Linked DNA regions of Homo sapiens: all the other regions are linked to region 1. A link is a contact called in ENCODE Hi-C or POLR2A ChIA-PET data. All regions are on one chromosome and are shown on one strand. Each heading gives the region's core, a stretch centred on a gene start or an enhancer-like site at or near the end of the contact. The rest is flanking DNA. Distances are from core to core; before and after follow the strand shown.

Region 1 (4,185 bases), core at 714-3,213:
AAAGTCACAGAAATATAAATCTTGATCAGAGCTGTTCATTACACCTGTCTGGTACTGATCTGGAAATCATGAACATCCAGATATTCACCTAACAACCAAGGAAAGAAACATTCACTATAATTTCTTGAATGATTTAATCTTAATAAAATAGATTACTGTTTTTCACCAAGGCTCATTTTTACTTGGGAAATAGAAGTGCAATTAAAACTTGACTTTTCTATAGGCATTTCTGCCTTGGAATTTTGAAAATAACCTCTTGATTTTAAGAACCAAGCTCAAGCACTCACTGGGAACATGATATACATGGTCTTAATGTTCTTTGAACTTTCTTTTTTTTTTTTTTTTTTTTGAGATGGAGCCTCACTCTGTTGCCAGGTTGGAGTGCAGTGGTGCGATCTCGGCTCACTGCAACCTCCACTTCCTGGGTTCAAGCAATTCTCCTGCCTCAGTCTCCCGAGTAGCTGGGACTACAGATAAGCGCCACCACACCCGGCTAATTTTTGTATTTTTAGTAGAGACGGGGTTTCCCCACGTTGGCCAGGATGGTCTCGATCTCCTGATTTTGTGATCCACCCGCCTCGGCCTCCCAAAGTGCTGGGATTACAGGCATGAGCCACTTAGCACCGGCCTTGTTCTCTGAACTTTTGTTCAAACTCCTCTATCCCTCAAAAACGAAAAAAGGGCTGAACACAATCCTGCCTGTAGCACTTTGGGAGGCTGAGTGGGGGTGGATCACCTGAGGTCAGGAGTTCAAGACCAGCCTGGCCAATATGGTGAAAGGTCATCTCTATCTTAAAATTAAAAAAGATGGCCAGACGTGGTGACTCACGCCTGTAATCCCAGCACTTTGGGAGGGTGAGGTGGGTGGATCACTTGAGGTCAGGAGTTTAAGACCAGCCTGGGCAACATGGTGAAACCCTGTCTCTACTAAAAATTAAAAACTTAGCTGGGCATGGTGGCGCATGCCTGTAGTCCCAGCTTCTTGGGAGGCTGAGGCACAAGGATCGCTTGAAGCCGGGAGGCGGGGGCTGCAGTCAGCCGAGATCGTGCCACTGCACTCCAGCCTGGGTGACAGAGCGAGACCCTTTCTCAAAAAAAAAAAAAAAAAAAAAAAACACAACAACAATAAAGGAAAAGAAAAGAAAAAGTCACAATGCTAAGTGATTGAGAGTTTACCTGCACTCTCTAAATATTGGTATCTGGTGGATGCTTCAGGTACCCCCAAGAAATTTGCTTGTTCTGACTGCTAGCTGCGAAGCATTTGACAAACCCTAGACACAGGTATTTGTCTTCTCCTGTCATCCTGTATGTCAGGCAGCAGTAGCCATTGCATTTCAGAGGAGTAGCACACCCCAGGATGACTCTTGTGGTCCTCTGATTTTGGGAAGTCAGACATTTGGTTTGAGTCCTTGACATTCATGGACGTAAGCAAAATTATAAAGGTTGTCAGAAACACCTAGGTTCAAATCACAGCTCCACTGCTTACTACTCGTGTAACCTTAGATGTGTTATTGAACCTCTCTGAGCCTCCATTTTTCTAATCTGGAAGATCAAGATAATATCCACCCCACAAAGTTATCATAGAACTTAAAAGAGAAAATAAATATAAAACGAAACATGAGCACTGTGACTGATGCAGAGTAATAAATGATTCTGGCCACTACTCCACCTGCTCCTAAGATCCTAGTTGATTTCAGTGGTATGGACAATTGGAAACAGACTGCCTGGTTTCAAATCCTGGCTCTGCTAGTATAGCTGAGTGGCTTTTCTCAGCATAGAATGGGTATAATAACGACAACTTGCCTTACAGGTTGCTGTGAAGATGAAACGAAGTACTACACATAAAGTCTTTATGATGGTGCCTGGCATACAGTAAGTGTTACAAAAGCGTTTGCTTCTATTTTTATTAGATCAAAGGTTAGGTCTGAGAAGACAGTGTCTCATTATTTAGATTGTGCAGTGGAGCATGCTATGACTATTGGCATCTCTCCCTTCACCAGTCAAACCTTCCCAAATACCCACTTCCGCCACTCAGTCAGTAACTCAGTAATGTATTTTTATGAGTCATAGAGTTTCAGGTTTCCTCAGCACTTGAATTACATTATGGCAACATATTAAGTCACTGCAGGTTCCGGTCTGGGGCAAGGTGGTATCATAAATAATAATGGATTTCTTTTCCCGCCCTCCCTCCATTCTTTCTGAGATGGAGTCTTGCTCTATCACCCAGGCTGGAGTGCAGTGGAGTGATCTCGGTTCACTGCAACCTCCACCACCCAGGTTCAAGTGATTCTCCTGCCTCAGCCTCCCAAGTAGCTGGGATCATAGGCACATGCCACCATGTCTGGCTAATTTTTTTGTATTTTTAGTAGAGATGGGGTTTCACCATGTTGGCCAGGCTGGTCTCAAACTCCTGACCTCAGGTGATCCACCCGCCTTGGCCTCCCAAAGTGCTTGATTACAGGCGTAAGCTACTGCACCCAGCCCATAACAATGGACTTAAAAGCAAAAGACTTCGATTTGCATCCTGGCTGTGTCAAATATGTATCCGTAAGACAGCAACTCCATTTTTCTGTAATTTAGTTTCCTAATTTTTAGAAGGAGATTACACCTACCTCATAGGTTTGTTAGAACCTTTAAGTGACACCTACAAATTTCCTAATAACCTATAAAGCACTAGTTGTTCTTAAAAACAATTTGAAATAGCCACTTAAAAAATGATCAGCAAAGCACTTTCACCATTGTTATTCTATTCAGAAGAACATTTTAATCTCTGTGCTTCTAGCATACTGTTGCCTCTGCTCTCAGCCACTTCCTTGCATGGTAAATCAAGAGTAAAACTGCACGGTATTGGGAAAGAAGAAAAAGAAGAACAAAAAGTCAGTAGCTAACCTAAGTGCAAAAAGTGTTGGCAATATCTTTCCCTGTTATACTCACAAAAATCTATGTTTATGTATTCTTAAAAATAGGCCGGCACAGTGACTCACACCTGTAATCTCAGCACTTTGGGAAGCTAAGGTGGGAAGATTGCATGAGCTCAGGAGTTCAAGATCAGCCTGGGGAACATATGGAGACCCCATCTCTAAAAAAAAAATTTTTTTTTTTGAGACAGAATCTCTCTCTGTCACCTAGGCTGGAGTGCAGTGGTGGGATCTTCGCTCACTGCAACCTCCGCCTCCTGGGTTCAAGCAATTCTCCTGCCTCAGCCTCCTGAGTAGCTGGGACTACAGGTGCCTGCCACCATACTTGGCTAATTTTTGTATTGTTAGTAGAGATGGGGTTTAATCATGTTCATGTTAGCTAGGCTGGTCTCAAACTCCTGACCTCAAGTGATCTGCCCAGCTCAGCCTCCCGAAGTCCTGGTATTACAGGGGTGAGCTACCACACCTGGCATACAAAAAAATATTTTTAAAGTTAGCCGGGTATGGTAGTGCATGCCTGTGGTCCCAGCTACTCAAGAGGCTGAGGTGGGAGAACTGCTTGGGCCATGGAGGTGGAGGCTGCAGTGAGCCGTGATTGTGCCACTGCATTCCAGCCTGGGTGACAGAGTGAGATGCTGTCTCAAAAAAAACCAAAAACCAAAATTTTCCTGACATTCCCTAGCAAGCAGACTCAGAATGAGAAAAAAAAAAAAAAAAAGAAGAAGAAAAAATTTACCTGGCTGAGAGAATGAAGGAACGTTCTACACTTTCAATCTTTAATTCATTCTGATAGGCTTCTTGGGTAGGTTTTCTGACCTGGAAGAAAGCACAACAATTTGAGCCGACTCATCCTACTGAAAACCATATCAATGAGCTGAAGTTGTCCAATGGCCCTGGCTGCTTACATCCACAACCAATCTTCCTATCCAGCTTTCTCTACTGCTGTTCTCCTTCATCTACTCTATGCTTCAGATGAATTGAAAAGCCCACACACCAGCCCACCTTTCCCACCTCCAGGACTTTGCTCACAGTATGCCCTCCACCTGGAATGCCTTTCCCTTACATCTCAGCATGGCCAAATGTGACCTATACTTTAAGGTCCACTGGCTCTTCCTCCTCTTTCTCCTTCTTTCCTAGCTGCTCTCAAAAGCTACAGGCCAGTCCCCACCATGACCATCAAACACTGCAAGTTCTTTATTTTCTGAATTCCCAAAACTGTAATTGTGCCTTTATAGTGATATTTATTACTGTCTACTTTATAGGTATT
Region 2 (4,185 bases), core at 1,045-3,544, 510 kb after region 1:
CTATAGTTTGTTTATCTCTGTATCTCTGCTCTGGTGGAACAATAACATTCATGAACTCTGGTTCTCTGGATGCCCTGGAAAGAGAACTGCCCTACATTCCAGATCACCTACTAACTCAGATGTCTATGTGAAGGAAAAATAAGGCGTTTTGTTTTTGTTTTTTTTTGTTTGTTTTGTTTTTTGTTTTTGACAGGATCTCACACTGTTGTCCAGGCTGGAGTGCAGTGGCAGGATCATAGCCCACCGTAGCCTCAACCTCCCTTGGCTCAGGTGATCCTCCCACCTCAGCTTCCCAAGTAGGTGGGACTACAGGCATATGCCACCATGCCTGGCTGATTTTTTATTTTAAAAATTTTTTGTAGAGACAGTGTATCACCATGTTGCCCAGGCTGGTCTTGAACTCCTGGGCTCAAGCAGTCTTCCTTTCTCAGCCTCCTCAAGTGCTGGGATTACAGGCATGAGCCACTGTGCCCAGCCTGAGAAATAAGTTTTTAACTCTTATGTAAGTCACTGTTATTTTGGATTCTGTTAAGGTGTTCAAACCAATATCGTAATGCAACTGTATCTTCTGGTGAGAAGTATCTAAATATGGATGATCACAGTTCCCTGGGAGTGTTATTACTTTATTTTAGTCACTAATCTAGTTCTAGAAAAAAGAGTGATGATTGGGAAACTCATCTTTTCAAAATCCTGTAGCAAGTCTGACATGGTACTGATGTGGCACTATATCCCTTGATTCTGAAGATGCCAGTTGGAAGCAGCAACCAAAGATAACGTTTCTTTGCTTTTGTTGTTAACCTGAAGTCATTGTAAAGAAGTTGAATGACCTCTTGACATTTAGGAGATGTTAAATGACCTCAGAGCCAGTTTTTCACTAGTAAGGATATAATAAATAACTTGAATTTCACTAAATGCAAGTTAGTTGCAGGTTCCAACCTGCAATTCTGGTTAAACATAAATATCCTAAAGGCAGTATACTTGTAAAGAAAATTTCCATATATTGCATAACGTATTCACACTTTGCCCATCATTCAAGGCATTGCATGTGCTATTGTCAACTTCCCTAACCACCTTTTAAATTTATCATCAACATAAAATTAAGAAGAATAGTGAAATTCTTTTCATATTGATGACAGTCCACTATTTTCTACAGAGCAAGATAATCAAAACAAAATAATTGGTCATTTTGAAGAAGAAATTTACTGAATGAAGCAGTTGGAAAGAATGGATTACAGTTGTTTTTGAGAAAGTTTACATTAATTGTTCACATTAAAAATATATCTTCCAAGTATCTTCTCTGCTTTCCTTAGTCGTTTTAGCAAAGGCATCTGTGTTTATTTATTTACCTAATAAGTAGTTATTCTCTAAATTCTTACCTCTAAGTTCTCTAACTTATTCTTTAAGTTCTTGTCTCTAAGAACATTTATTTACCTAATTATTTATTCATTTACCTAATGTCATCTTTTGGTCCCATAATTTTAAATAAGTGCAAAGTGATGTTTATACTGCCAGTTTGGAGTTTTGCAGTAGCAGGTGTGATTGTCTTATAAAACTCTTTTGATATAGCCAATGTCATGTTCCTTATTCGTGTGTTATTTTCGAAATGTATTCAAGGCAGCACCCCCGAGACAGCTGTGACAATAATGCCCCCCCCCCCATGACAACAGAGGAACTGTGCCAAAGCTCAGCAAAACAAAATTTACTTGGCAGGGGAGAGAGTTTAGAGGCTTTTCACAGCTCTTTGGAAATGCTAATAAGGTCTCAACCTTGAACCATGTTTGCTTTTTATCTGGGAAACCCTTTCCAGTTACAATAGCATTGATATACTAAGAGATTCCAAGTTAGGAGTTTATACAGTAGGTTTATGAGACAGGTAATCCAAAAGTCAGGTGCTCCCTCTTCGCTTGGAAGAACAGTGCATTTTGGGACATTTTAAAGCACATTGTCAACTTCTTTGGCCTTTTTTTTTTTTTTTTTTTTTTTTTTTTGAGTTGGAGTCTTTACTCTGTCGCCCAGGCTGGAGCGCAATGGCGCGATCTCGGCTCACTACTACAACCTCTGCTTCCTGGATTCAAGTGATTCTCCTGCCTCAACTTCCTGAGTAGCTGGGATTACAGGTGCGTGCCACCATGCCCAGCTAATTTTTATATTTTTAGTAGAGATGGGGTTCTACCGTGTTGGTCAGGCTGGCCTCGAACTCCTGACCTCGTGATCCACCCACCTCGGCCTCTCAAAGTGCTGGGATTACAAACGTGAGCCACCGCATCTGGCCGGCTCCTTTAACCACTACTTATAACAGGCTCACAGCCTCAAGGTTGGCAGGCTTTACCGCCAGGCGTAATGTTGTGTTAATGTGGGTGAAGTACATTTGCAATGTGCAAATAGTTGACTCACAGCTCTAATTTTGTTCTTCTGAGTAGCTCTTTTAAGCTTCCCTGCCCTTTTTGTCTTATGTTGCTTAGATGACTGGAGAAAAATATTATTATCTGATGGCTCAATTTAAAGACCCACGATTAAACCAACTGAGCTCAGCCTTCACACTCACACCTACCTTTCAATATCTGGCACTAATCTTTTAAATACCTTGTCAGAGGAATACTGTTTCCTGGGTGTGTTCAAACTAGTCATGTTGTTATGTCCCAAAAACAGTGGGATCCTTTTCAGACGAAAAACACATGAAGGCTCAAAGCCAAGCTGCTGCGTAAAAGCTTTCCCTTTCCTTCCTCTGACCCATCCTCTTTGGAATAATTAGATGAATGGTGCTTTTTTCTGTGATTTATCTGTGTTTTTAAAGGCAAAACTCCCATGAAGAGATGGGCTATTAAGAATTCTCACAGTTGGCTGGGCATAGTGGCTCACGCCTGTAATCCCAGCTCTTCTGGAGGCTGAGGAGGGTGGATTGCTTGAGATCAGGAGTTCAAGACCAGCCTGGCCAACATGGTGAAACTCCCGTCTCTACTAAAAATCCAAAATAGCCAGGCTTGGTGGCAGGCGTCTGTAATCCCAGCTACTCAGGAGGCTGAGGCAGGAGGATGGCTTGAACCTGGGAGGTGGAGGTTGCAGTGAGCCAAGATTTTGCCGCTGCACTCCAGCCTGGGCAATGGAGCAAGACTGTCTCAAACGGACAAACCAAAAAAGGATTCCCACAGTGAACACTTTCAACTATTTGTTTGAAAATTTTTATTCCTCTTTTGCTGTGTCTAAAAGACTAAGAATCTTGAGGAGTTATGTATAAAAAGCTCTAACTCTCCTTTTGATAATTTTTAGAGTTAGTAATTTATAGCCTAAAGAATTATATAAGGCTGGGCACAGTGGCTCACACCTGTAATCCCAGCACTTTGGGAGGCTGAGGTGGGCCGATCACTTGAGGTCAGCAGTTTGAGAACAGCCTGACCAACATGGTGAAACCCCATTTCTACAAAAAACAAAACAAAAACAAAAACAAAATTAGCCGGATATGGTGGCACATGCCTGTAATTCCAGCTACTTGGTAGGCTGAGACAGGAGGGAGGCAGAGGTTGCAGTGAGCAAAGATCGCACTACTGCACTCCAGTTTGGGCAACAAGAGTGAAACTTTGTCTCAAAAAAAAGAATATATAAGGTGACATCATTTAGTATAAACACAGATAATATAGGATCTTGGAAAATATGAGTCGTATCAGTACTTAGCAGCAATCAGGTCATTTACTAGTTATGAGTAATTGACTCAAAATGTATCTTTTTCTACAAAAGAAACATTATTATTATGAGTAGGCTGCTTAGCATGCATATTATCATTTATTTAGTACTGAATGTCATAGTGTCTTTCTTTTTATTATTCTCATGTTTCTAAAGCAATAAGAAAAACAGATGGGATAGGCCGGGCGCAGTGGCTCACGCCTGTAATCCCAGCACTTTGGGAGGCCGAGGCGGGCGGATCACGAGGTCAGGAAATTGAGACCATCCTGGCTAACACGGTGAAACCCCGTCTCTACTAAAAATACAAAAAAAATTAGCCGGGCGTGGTGTCAGGCGCCTGTAGTCCCAGCTACTTGGGAGGCTGAGGCAGGAGAATGGCGTGAACCCGGGAGGCGGAGCTTGCAGTGAGCCGAGATCGCGCCACTGCACTCATGACTGGGCAACAGAGCGAGACTCTGTCTCAAAAAAAAAAAAAAAAAAGCAGATGGGATAAAAACAACAGAAGAA
Region 3 (4,185 bases), core at 913-3,412, 290 kb before region 1:
GCCTTTCTCTTTCCCTCACGAGAGAACTCTCCTGCGCTCAGCTTTCCTCTCTTCATTTGCATTACAAAAAGCACACCTGACCCTGTTGAAAAGGGCATTTAAGGAGATCATCAAAGGGGCCTGTGGTGCTCCTTTCACAGCACATGATCTCTCTCCCTGATAAGCCCTCTCCCCAGCCTTAAGAAACCCACATTCGGGAGCAACATTACGCTACCAGCTGCAGCTGAGGGCTCTGGGTGAAATCGAGCCAGGGCTGGGGAACAACTCAAAAGTCATCTGAGAGGTGTGACACCTCCCTGGCGTCCAGACCCACGGCAGGCAGCCTACAGACTTTTTCTCTTTGACTTTTTAAAGTAAGATTTATGAAACCACTTTTCCTATCACGGCATAAGAAATGATAACTGCTTGAAGGATTATACCTCTTTGCCATTTGATGACATCTCTGTAAGTACAGGGAACTATGGGCTCTGTCATCTTTGCATCCCTAAAATCAAATTCAGAAACTGGCCCCCAAAAAGGCTGTTGAATAAATACATAAGTAAATTCCATTTTTATACTATCTACTGATGTCTAAAAATTCCAAATTAGAAGTTAAAAATCCTATGATAGATATCTAAAGGAGAACAAAGTAATCCAAAATTAATTATATATTACATGCTACCTAGGATTTTATGAAACTGAGCTCAATCTCAAAATTAAAGAACTGTACTATAGGCTGGGAGCAGTGGCTCACGCCTATAACCCCAGCACTTTGGGAGGCCAAGGCAGGCAAATCACTTGAGGCCAGGAGTTCAAGACCAGCCTGGCCAACATAGTGAAAACCCATCTCTGCTAAAAATACAAAGATTAGCCGGGTGTGGTGGCTGGGGCCTGGAACCCCACCTACTTAGGAGGCTGAGGCACAAGAATTGCTTGAACCTGGGAGGCGGGCCATGAGCCTAGATCGCACCACTGCACTCCAGCTTGGATCACAGAGCGAGACTGTCTCAAAAAAAAAAAAAAAAAAAAAAAAAAAAGAAAGAACTTACTGTAAAATCTGCTTTGCTTTGTTACTCACTCTTATGAATACAGAGCCAATCACTGGTTCTAGCCTCACTATTATGCTATATTAAGGGAGGAGACCACCCCTCATATTGTCTTACACCCAATTTCTGCCTCCAAATAAAGAAGTAAAAACTAAAAGGCAGAAATGAAATCCACAGGCAGACAGCCCAGCGCTGAGCCCTGGGCCTGGTAGTTAAAGATCGACCCCTAACCTAAGCGGTTATGTCATCTATAGATTCCAGACATTATATGGAAAAGCATTGTGAAAATCCCTGTCCTGTTCCGTTCTGATTACCAGTGCATGCAGCCCCCAGTCACGTACTCCCAGCTTGCTCAATCGATCACGATCCTCTCACGCGGACCCCCTTAGAGTTGTAAGCCCTTAAAAGGGACAGGAATTGCTCACTTGGGGAGCTCAGTTGTTGGAGACGTGAGTCTTGCCGACGCTCCCAGCCGAATAAAGCCCTTCCTTAACTCGGTGTCTGAGGGGTTTTGTCTGCAGCTCGTCCTGCTACAATATTACTGTATATATGTAAAATATGCTATATTACTATATTTTCTCATTTATAAAGTGGGAGTAAAAATAACAGCTACCTCATTGCATTTTTGTGAGGATTAAATTAGTTAACACATGTATAATAGTTATGGGACATAGTGACCACTTAAGAAATGTTAGCTAGTATTATTGTTGTTGTTACCAGGCACTGTTCTGGCTAACATTCTATTAGACCAAGTTAAATATTAGTTCATTTAGTTAATCTGCCCAGAAAAGTATTAATAGAAGCAAGTTGCCCATATAACCTGTCCCCTTGACAACAAAATTTGCCTTCTGAAAGCCATTAATGGATTCTCAAGGTACAAGAATTGCCTATGAATTGTTTACTTTTTAGAATATGATTTCCCCTTGAGGCAGAATATATATTTAACAGGTCCTAAATGTATACCAGAAAGAACTGAATCGCCAGCTTCACTAACAGGTTTCTCTAAAAAGAAAATCAGACAGCAATTTTACCTTCTGTTCAGGCCAGATGATGTTCCTAATCCTGCAAGGTCTGGGGTACTTTCATCTGATAAGAGCCCATGAGCTTCTGAGAGCTTCAAATGACTACTACTTAGGTTAAAAATAAGCACCGAGAAACAAAAACTGAGAAACAAAAGCAGAAGTATTTCTAAAATTGCTCTCTTCGCACTGTCTCGCTGCGGGTACTTTCCTGTCTCTCAGATCACTGACCTTCAGTCCAGCAATTTCCAGTGTCCTGCAGGCTGCTGATCCCAAGATGCTCAGCCACACAAAGGTGTTGCGGCCAAGTAAGGTTGGGGAACCCATACTATACTCCCTTTTGCCACAATACCTTTTTAACCAGACTCCTTTTGTGATAGTAGGTAGCTAGTTAGACCTGAGCAGGGCAGAAGAGGGCTCCCCTGCCCCACTCCAGGAGTGTCAGGCAACCACTGAGGTCAGGCAGTTGTTAACTGTCTCTCTAAAATAATAATTGGGCCGGGCACGGTGGCTCACACCTGTAATCCCAGCACTTTGGGAGGCTGAGGCAGGCGGATCTCTTGAGGTCTGGAGTTTGAGACCAGCTTGGCCAACACAGTGAAACCCCATCTCTAATAAAAATACAAAAATTGGCAGGGCATGGTTGCGGGCACCTGTAATCCCAGCTTCCCCGGGAGCCTGAGGCAGGAGAATCGCTTGAACCTGGGAGGCGGAGGTTGCAGTGAGCCGAGATCGCACCACTGCACTCCAGCCTAGGCTACAGAGCGAGAATCTAAATAAAAGAATAAAATAAAATAAAATAATAATTGGTCACAGCCAGCACCAGAGAAAGGCAGTCTCCCAATAGATAGAAACACCTGAAGCTGGGAATCAGCAGTTTCCTGATAAGATCTCAGGAGTTGGGCCAGTGGGCTCAAGCAAAAAAGAGGCAAAATGGCAAAGTTTAACTGGTATATGACCTTCTAGGAACATTCAACTGGTAAGAGAAGAATGCCTCGAGTGAGCATGCGTACAACTCCAGTAAACATACCGTGCATGCATCACTCCTAAGTGCTGGCAGCCACTGCGGATGCGGAGAGCCCACCCAAGGGAAGAATCAGGAGACAAGGGACACAAGCTCCTGGAAATATGACAACATATAAAATCCCAAGTCAATGGGGAATCCATGCACTTGATCTCTCCAGTCACCCCCTTGGCCCTCTTCCAAGTTCACTTCCTTTCATTCCTGCTGTAAAGCTTTTGAATAAACTTTCATTCCTCTAAAACTTGCCTTGGTCTCTGTGTCAAATATTTTCTTCTGAAGAGGGAAGAATTGAGGTTGCTGCAGACCTGTATGGACTCACCACTGCTAACACCTTTTTCAAGGAATATCTACTAGAATCTAGGTGTTGGAAATGCTGAAATAGTCTAAACTAACCAATTATTTCCACCTTAAAATGACTGTAGGCTCATTCACCTGGCCTGGCAAAGTCAGCACTTACTTAAAAGCAGATGGGAGAGAATGTTGACCCTATACATACCCACAGTCCCTGATCAACATACATTTTCATGAAGAGGTATATCTTGGATCAAGTCAAAAAGAAACTATCCCCGGATCCATCTGAGGTGTGTCCCATACTCAGGGAACACACCAAAAAATTCAGGAATGGCTCACAGGGAAGCATGATTTCAGAAGATCGGGAGCATAAGAAAAAGGAAGATGATGACACTATAAGAGAAATCCTATCAACAAAAGGAATATAATTCTCCTCCTGTTTTTTTTAAGTCAAGGAGAAGAATGCTGGTGCATTACAATCTAATTGGAACATGTCCAAAGTGATGGGAGAAATCCACTGACACCAGATTAAAGGAGTCCTGAGCAGAGAGGAAGCTGGATGGTGGCAGGGTCCTCGAAAAACTATCTCCAAAGACTCCAATCTCTAGAGCATTATCTTAGTTCTATGACTGGAAATTTTTTCCAGAATCCTCAATATCTATCTGTAATGTAAGGCTCCTTTTTGCTAGCACCAGAAGCTTACATAAAATTAGGCACTTGGGGAAGCATCTTGACCCCCTCATCAGGCCACCCAACCATAACTGCCCCAATGGCCAACAGGTGGGGATTATGGGAACTATAATTCAAGATAAGATTTGGGTGGGGA

The links. A loop is a pair of places that touch in the nucleus more often than their neighbours do. ChIA-PET counts read pairs that join two places held with the same protein, here RNA polymerase II (POLR2A). Pooled maps may share reads with other maps.
Region 2: a loop to region 1 is called in a pooled map, with 7 times the contacts of the local background. The contact joins two enhancer-like sites. A Hi-C loop is called at or near these places in 3 of 50 pooled maps. POLR2A ChIA-PET finds 5 or more read pairs at or near these places in 2 of 52 experiments (T-cell and activated T-cell).
Region 3: a loop to region 1 is called in a map with no recorded cell type, with 21 times the contacts of the local background. The contact joins two enhancer-like sites. A Hi-C loop is called at or near these places in 3 of 37 single-sample maps with no recorded cell type and 3 of 50 pooled maps. POLR2A ChIA-PET finds 5 or more read pairs at or near these places in 1 of 52 experiments (A673).

What each region holds. Positions count from the first base shown.
Region 1 is chr12:95,101,353-95,105,537 of GRCh38, forward strand. It overlaps FGD6 (FYVE, RhoGEF and PH domain containing 6), which reads right to left. Exons shown (of 21, transcript NM_018351.4): 14 at 3,655-3,734. Among named protein-coding and RNA genes, the nearest start is that of NR2C1, 30 kb to the left of the region's middle. Within about 2 kb of position 1,964, at least 4 of the 41 ENCODE cell types and tissues checked have a DNase peak (open chromatin) inside an H3K27ac peak, as active enhancers do.
Region 2 is chr12:95,606,122-95,610,306 of GRCh38, forward strand. No RefSeq gene overlaps it. Among named protein-coding and RNA genes, the nearest start is that of USP44, 57 kb to the left of the region's middle. Within about 2 kb of position 2,295, at least 17 of the 41 ENCODE cell types and tissues checked have a DNase peak (open chromatin) inside an H3K27ac peak, as active enhancers do.
Region 3 is chr12:94,816,034-94,820,218 of GRCh38, forward strand. No RefSeq gene overlaps it. Among named protein-coding and RNA genes, the nearest start is that of MIR492, 16 kb to the right of the region's middle. RefSeq lists enhancers at 1-417, 1-27, 2,008-2,527. Within about 2 kb of position 2,163, at least 3 of the 41 ENCODE cell types and tissues checked have a DNase peak (open chromatin) inside an H3K27ac peak, as active enhancers do.